2 separate regions of the Mus musculus genome follow, and region 2 is linked to region 1. A link is a contact called in ENCODE Hi-C or POLR2A ChIA-PET data. All regions are on one chromosome and are shown on one strand. The core of a region is the stretch at or near the end of the contact, and the rest is flanking DNA. Distances in the headings are between cores, read along the strand shown. Region 1 overlaps D930020B18Rik (RIKEN cDNA D930020B18 gene). Region 2 holds the start of BC048403 (cDNA sequence BC048403).

Evidence for each region. Hi-C counts contacts between places; a loop is a spot of excess contacts on that map. ChIA-PET counts read pairs that join two places held with the same protein, here RNA polymerase II (POLR2A).
Region 2: POLR2A ChIA-PET joins it to region 1 with 13 read pairs in embryonic stem cell. The contact joins the promoter of BC048403 here to the enhancer-like site in region 1. A Hi-C loop is called at or near these places in 1 of 37 maps with a recorded cell type or tissue (T-helper 17 cell). POLR2A ChIA-PET finds 5 or more read pairs at or near these places in 2 of 5 experiments (both embryonic stem cell).

What each region holds. Positions count from the first base shown.
Region 1 is chr10:121,692,006-121,695,392 of GRCm38, reverse strand. D930020B18Rik (RIKEN cDNA D930020B18 gene) reads right to left here. Exons shown (of 13, transcript NM_177335.4): 13 at 1,479-3,034. The coding sequence ends at 2,908. Among named protein-coding and RNA genes, the nearest start is that of Gm35865, 12 kb to the left of the region's middle. Within about 2 kb of position 2,017, at least 1 of the 3 ENCODE cell types and tissues checked has a DNase peak (open chromatin) inside an H3K27ac peak, as active enhancers do.
Region 2 is chr10:121,737,911-121,741,240 of GRCm38, reverse strand. BC048403 (cDNA sequence BC048403) reads right to left here and starts at 1,311. Exons shown (of 3, transcript NM_173022.3): 1 at 1,031-1,311. The coding sequence starts at 1,265.

The DNA of each region.
Region 1 (3,387 bases), core at 768-3,267:
TTTTGAATTATGATGTTTGTGGTATTTCTTGTGTGAATATCTGATCTCTTCTTTGTTGGATGGGTGTATGGTTCTTTGATTACTATTACCCTAATCTAATCGGTTGTGGACCCGAAGAATAATGCTTAGTTCTCAGAATTGCCATCTGTGGTGGTTTGAATATGCTTGGCCCACAGGAAGTAGCAGTATTAGTTTGAAGCAGGGCTACAGGATCCGTAGTCTCTTCCATCTCAGAAATAACTCTTTATCTACTGGGTCAACACTCATTGCCCCACCCCCACCTCACTCACCCCCTAAGTAGGAATGAGAGACTTACAGACTTCTTGGAGGGTGATGAAGGGAGGTTCGGAGACCGAGTGGTAATGGCGAAATGGTGAAAAGGCTTGGAGACTGTGTGGTTGTGTTGATGACATAATCATGTAGGCTTACTTGGAATCTACTGAGACAACATAGCAGAGGAACACACTACCCCACGTCAAAGTGTACATCCAGGGGCAGGAGGGATGGCTCAGTGGTTAAAAGTGCTTGCTGTTCTTCCAGAGAACCTGAGCTTGGTTTCCAGCACTTACACCCGGTAGCGCGCAACTTACACTGGGTAGCGCGAAAACCCCTATGGCTCCTGCTCTAACGTATCCAATGCCGCCCTCTTCTGGCCTCTACAAACCCACACATAACCATAAAAGAAAAAAAGAGTGTTGTATACAAAGCCAGCACTTGGGAGATAGAGGCAGGAGGAAAAGGAGTTCAAAGCCATTCTTGGCCACTGAGCGATCAAGTCTCCCTGGGTTCCGTGAGACCCCGTTTTAATAAACAAAAGTGTTGTTTACAGGCAGAGGACACTAGAGAGCTTGGAGAAGCTAGTGAGCTTACAGAAAGAAATAGGCAAGGCCTAGAAAGTGGCTTAATGTAAATTGGTTAGATGCCTGAGTCAGAACTAGAAACGAGGTTTCTGGGTGAAGGTTTCATTCTTATACTTTTTTCCCCCAAAAGTTCAATACTTAAGACTTTTTAAAAAATCACAATAAAAGGAAAAAAAAAAAAAACCTCATGGAAACAAATAAGACTAGTAATTTATAAATAATCTGCAAACAAAACATTTTTTATCAATGTATCAAAACATTATTTTGAGAGTCACAGTATACCAGGTTTTTCAAGTTGAAAACTCAGTACTACCTTTATGGTATTTTTTTTCTTTTGAAAGATCTTACAATGATTCTATTAAACACTGCACTGACAACGAAACCAGCACATAAGAACTTGCCTGGGATGCTGGCAAATCAAGTCATTACTGGCGCAGTAAGAATGGCGTGTGGGAGCACAGCAGGGCGAGGAGGCGGCTGAGGCTGCCCAGGGCAGGTGCACACATCTGGAACATGGGTAAGAAGGTTCCCTCCTTAGCCACCTACAGCCTCTCAGAGTAGCAATTTGAGAAGCTAAAAGTGTCTGCATGCCTTTTTTAACACAAAGTCTCATATCTAGAAGCCAGTTTTTATTTTATTATTTTTTGTGGTGCTGGACACTGAACCCGGGGCCTCCCTACATGCTAGGCAAGTGCCCTACCATTTGAGCTACAGTCTCAGCTGGAACGGTTCTATTTTTACATAAAATATTTAGAAAGCTATAGAAGTAGTAAATTTAAGAAATATATTGAGCAATCAGTCAAAATCATATAAATATTATATTAAAAAATGATCACTGTAAAATAATTTAAATATTGCTGGACAAATTTATGACACGAAACTAAGTCTCAACAAAGTCCCCAGCCGTGGTTCCATTGAGCACCACAGGCAAAGCCGCCCAGAGTGCACTTTCTTTGGAAGCAGACTTTCCTCTCCTACTTCCTCAGGCTGTAGGAAGTTATACAGAAAGCCCACTTCTGGTGTTTTTTAAAGTCAAACGCAACAGCTCCAGAAAGTGTTTGGGGTCTAAGTTAACTTACAGCCACTCAGTGTGACCTTTTGTAAATGAGTGCGAGAGGCTCCACAGGCTGGTTCAGACTGGCCCACTCTGGCGTGAAACAGAGCAGCATACTGCGGAGCTTCCCCACAGGAAGTCCTGCCTGTTTTCCTTCAGTATTCCGTGCAGCTGCAGTGGTGTCCTCCTGCCCACTGCTGCAGGCACACTTTTGACATTAAAATATTTCCGGGTAGGGGAGAAAGTGCCGCACGCCATCACCCACACGCCATCGCCGGGCACTTCTCTAAGGCTGTGTACTTTGTACTTCTACGACAATCTTGCTGCGGGTGTTCCAGTGGCTCCCTCCAATCGCCAAGGAGACCCACGAGATCTGTTCTGCACACGCAGGCTCTGAGATTCTGCGCTTGCTCAGTACTGTTTTCATGGCTTTGAGAAAGCTTTCATTCTGGAGAGGTACGGCACTTTCCATAAGTGAAGAAAGATGTAGCCAGTGTTTGTGTTGCTTGGGGCTGGGTTGTTTTGCTTTGGTTTTGTTACTGTTTGTTTGGGGTTTTTTGGTTTTGTTTGTTTTTTTTTTTTTTTTCCTGTGGTAGAGCTTGAACACACATCTTCACAGATGCTAGGTAGAGACTCTGCCTCTGAGTTGCAGGCTCTCAGCCCAGACATAGCTACTTAAAAAAAAATTAAGACTCTACCCCCACCCCAGAACTGGGCGTGGGGACACACATTTTACTCCTAGTGCTTGGGAGGCGGAGGCAGCGGCAGGCAGATCTCTGTGAGTTCAAGGTCTACAGAAGGAGTTCCAGGACAGCCAGGACTACACAGAGAAACCCTATCTCAAGAAAGCAGAAACCAAAAAGTAAGAGCTCTTAAAGCGGTGTTAATGAGCACTTCACTAGACTCTTTAGAAGGAAGGAGCTAAATAGTCCATAAATCAAAAGGCTGTTTTCCATAGTGACTTCAGTGGATACTTTATACTTCTAACCTCCTCTAACATTTTGCACACTGTTTCTGCTCAATCAACTGCAGAACTTCATGACAGAGCTGAGTGGTGGGCTCTGTAATGGGGTAGCAGCCTGGGAGCCTCTGCTCCAAGGCCGGCATGTGAATAAAGTACCTGCAAGTCACAGAGAGAAACAAAACACCGTTAAAACGAGAACTTTCACACTGGCTCATCCAGTATGTTCACATTCGCGGCACAACGATGGAAGGGTGGGGGAGGGGAGGGGTGGGGGTGGGGGAGGGGCGGGGTGGGAGTGGGGGTGGAGGACCCTTAGCCACGGGGACTCAGCATGTCCAGACTTCCAACCTCCCGAGCTCAGGACTTAGAAAATCCTTACCACATATGCACTCCAGCCTTTCTCTTTGAGACAGGAATTATTAATAATGGATCTGCCACCTAGGCGGTGACCAAGACAGGATGGGGCTGTCTTCACCAAAATCTATGCTAAGGACTCTGATGGTGGGCCC
Region 2 (3,330 bases), core at 62-2,561, 47 kb before region 1:
ACCCACCACCTCCCATAAAATGCATACCCAACTCACTACACTGTAGAAAACAGGACAGTAACCCTGTAATAGCAATTGCACCTTTGGGCCCATTAGAGAAAAACAGAGTAAAATCTCTGGCCACTTTTTACCAATAACTAAGTAACAATCATTTGAAAAGCTACAGGCCTTATCATCTCAGAAAGTCCTTTGCCCAGAGTGTTTACCAAACGTTCAGTATTCAGCGAGCTACCTGGCAATAGAAGGGGATCAACTCTATATGTAACGTACACTCTCACTCTCTTTGATGCCAGAGATGTGTATCCTTCACTCACGAAAGGCCCTCCAACTTGTAATAACTAAAGGGTCAAGAAGAAACCTAAGTATTACAACTGCCTATTCCAATTTTTTGGTAGTCAGCTATCATTTGTCATTATTATTAAAGGTAATACTTTGAATGCACAGCCCTTGGCTTTTATGAAGCCGACTGTTTCTTGTAGTGGTAGTCCTGCATCTTATTTTGAGGGTTAAAATTTACATGAGGACTAGCAGTGTTCACTATCCTGTCCCTTAACGCTTCTCCAGTTAAGGTTTTGCATAATTCCTGCCCTTCCTGGCCAGGATCTGAAGAGGGGACAGGACGCCCCTCTGTATAAGAGGCCAGACAAAATAGCATTTATTAACACACCTAGCTTCCATCGCCTGCTTTTGCTCCTCAGACCGCAGTGAGGTCTAACTAGTGAGTTAGAACGGGGACACAGAACTTGGTTAACTTGTCATTTATGAAACCAGTCCATGCACGGTGCAAAACCGTAAACCCACGGGGTTTGGAGCATGCCCAGGGAAGAGCATCCTCCCAGTCCACCTAGGCAGCGATGGCACAGGCCGGTGGGCGGAGCTTGCGGCACACTAGGGAAGAAGGGGCACCGGTGGGAGGAGACCTGGGCAGAGTGGAGCCTGCCGCTGGGAGTGACGAGGCACCCAAGCCAAGCAGACCAGGCAGCGCACCCCCTTTCCTTCCTCCTCAGGGGCAGGGGCGGGGCGGAGGTACCTAGTTTCTGCCCCAGGTAGGTGAGGCTGTGATAGACCTTCTCAGCCGCGGCCAGGTGCGCCAAGGCCGCCAGCAGCGACAGCCAGCTGCCCCCCGCGCTCTTGTTGGCCTCTCGTTCCTTCTCCACATTGTCCTTGGCCTTGTCGTAAGAGAAGATACCCAGGTGAGAGAAGAACGTCTCCAGCACCGCCTGTTCCACCGGCACCGGGGCGGCTAGCGGGATAGACTCCCCCATGCGACCTGCGCGCCAGCTCCACCCACGTGGCTCCGCTCGCACTTCCGGGTTCTGAGGGGGACGCGCGTGCGCAGCTGCGTGCGTGCGCGTGCCCGCGGCGGGGCGGGCGAGCCGGCTGGCGGCGGGATGCTCCCGGGGCTCGCAGAGGGCGTGGCGGAGGTGAAAGGTGGAGGTGGCTACCAAGCCTAGGAACCTGAGCTTCCAGAGCCAGAGACCTGCAGCGGAGCCACCTCCAGCCCCGGGACGTCTCCTGCCCTCCGGAGGCCCCTGGAGGCCAGCGCCTTAGCGCGGATGACGTCACACGGGCTTGACGTCAGCTCTTGCGTGTCCATCAGAGCCAGAAGCCTTATCAGCCCTTACACCACCAAGGTTGTCAGATGGAAGCCAGACAGGAGTTCATAGCTAGTCGCCTAGTTTTCAAACCGACACACGCCATCAGTTAACATACCTGGCTAAGTCAGATCTGCATGAGTCGGTCAGCTTCCAGAGCTACAACTCTCTTCAGAGTTGCCCATCCATCTCCAACTCCATGAAGCTTCCTTGCGGGGGTTCTCAGAGTCAGGAATGACTTCCCATGAAATCGGTGCATTTTGTCATGCAGTTTCTTCACACGTTCATACGACATTTAAGAACACTAAACCATCTCAGCTCACAAGTGTGCTTTGAAATATTTCACGTATAAATTGTACGAATTAGAGAGTTTCACTGGGACATTTCCACGCATGAATATATCATGCTTTGACCATGTCCATCTCTCCTTCTCTCTCTTACACTCCTCTCTTCATCTTCCTTTGGCTTTCTTCCCAGTCCCTAAAAGTCCTTCTTCTCACATAATGCAAACCTAGGAAAAATAGTCACAGGGTATGCCAGACAAAGGGCTAATGTTTTAAGTTTTAATGGGCCAAGATCTCTTTCTAACCAGTAAAAACGAGAGGTTATGGACCTGTTGAGATGACTGTGTAGGGGCACTCGCTGCCCTGCCTGAGGCTCTGAGTCAGATGCTAGAAACCTACATGAGGAGTGCTGAGTCCTGCACGTTATCCCCTGACTTCCACATGAGCACGCAGGTATACTCACACAAAAACACGTGTTTGAAAGGCTATGTACATACTAGTCTCAAGAGAAATATGAAATGCAATTTTTATACCCAATTGAACCATTCAAAAGAATGCAGGCTAACTACTATACTCCTTATGAAGTGAAACTTCTTTCTGCTGAAGGGTCTGTGTAGAGAGAGTTGGTCTTGAATAGTCCGAGGCCTCTGCCTACTGTGTGTCAATGATACCCAGACCCAAAATAAGTTTCAAATATTGTTATGTGGGCTGGAGAGATGGCTCAGCAGTTAAGAGCACTGACTGTTCTTCTGGAGGTCCTGAGTTCAAATCCCGGCAACCACATGGTGGCTCACAACCATCTGTAATGAGATCAGACGCCCTCTTCTGGTGTGTGTGAAGACAGCTACAGTGTACTTACATATAATAAATAAATAAATCTTTGGGCCAGAGTGAGTGGGGCTGGAACAAGCAGGAATGTGTGTGTGTGTGTGTGTGTGTGTGTGTGTGTGTGTGTGTGTGTGTTGTAGGGGCATGTGTTCACATGAGTGTGTGCCTGTGTGTTTGAGTGCACATACTCAGTATGTGCTTTCATGTAGAGACCGGATATTATTGTTTCAGGTGTCTTTCTTAATTTTCCCCTCCCTTTTTCTTTAACACGGGTCACTCGTTGAGCCTAGAGCCCACAGATTGTTTAGGTTAGCTAGCCTATGAGCTCGAGGGATCCAACAGTCTTGACCCACCCACAGCCCAGGTTACAAACATTTGTCTCAAGCCCAGCTTTTATGGAGGATCTGATTTTAGGTCCTTGCACAGCAGTCACTTATGGACCGACCCACCTCCCAACCCTGCCCCCACAGCCCCCAAACAAAATTTCAAGGGCTGCTATATATAGTGTGAAGGTACTCTTATTATGCACTGCAGTCATGACTATAACTTGGCTTGACATGTCTAGATTACAGATAGCAGGGCCTGTTAGTATTGCAGGTGTACACTGACTACAGTATTGACTG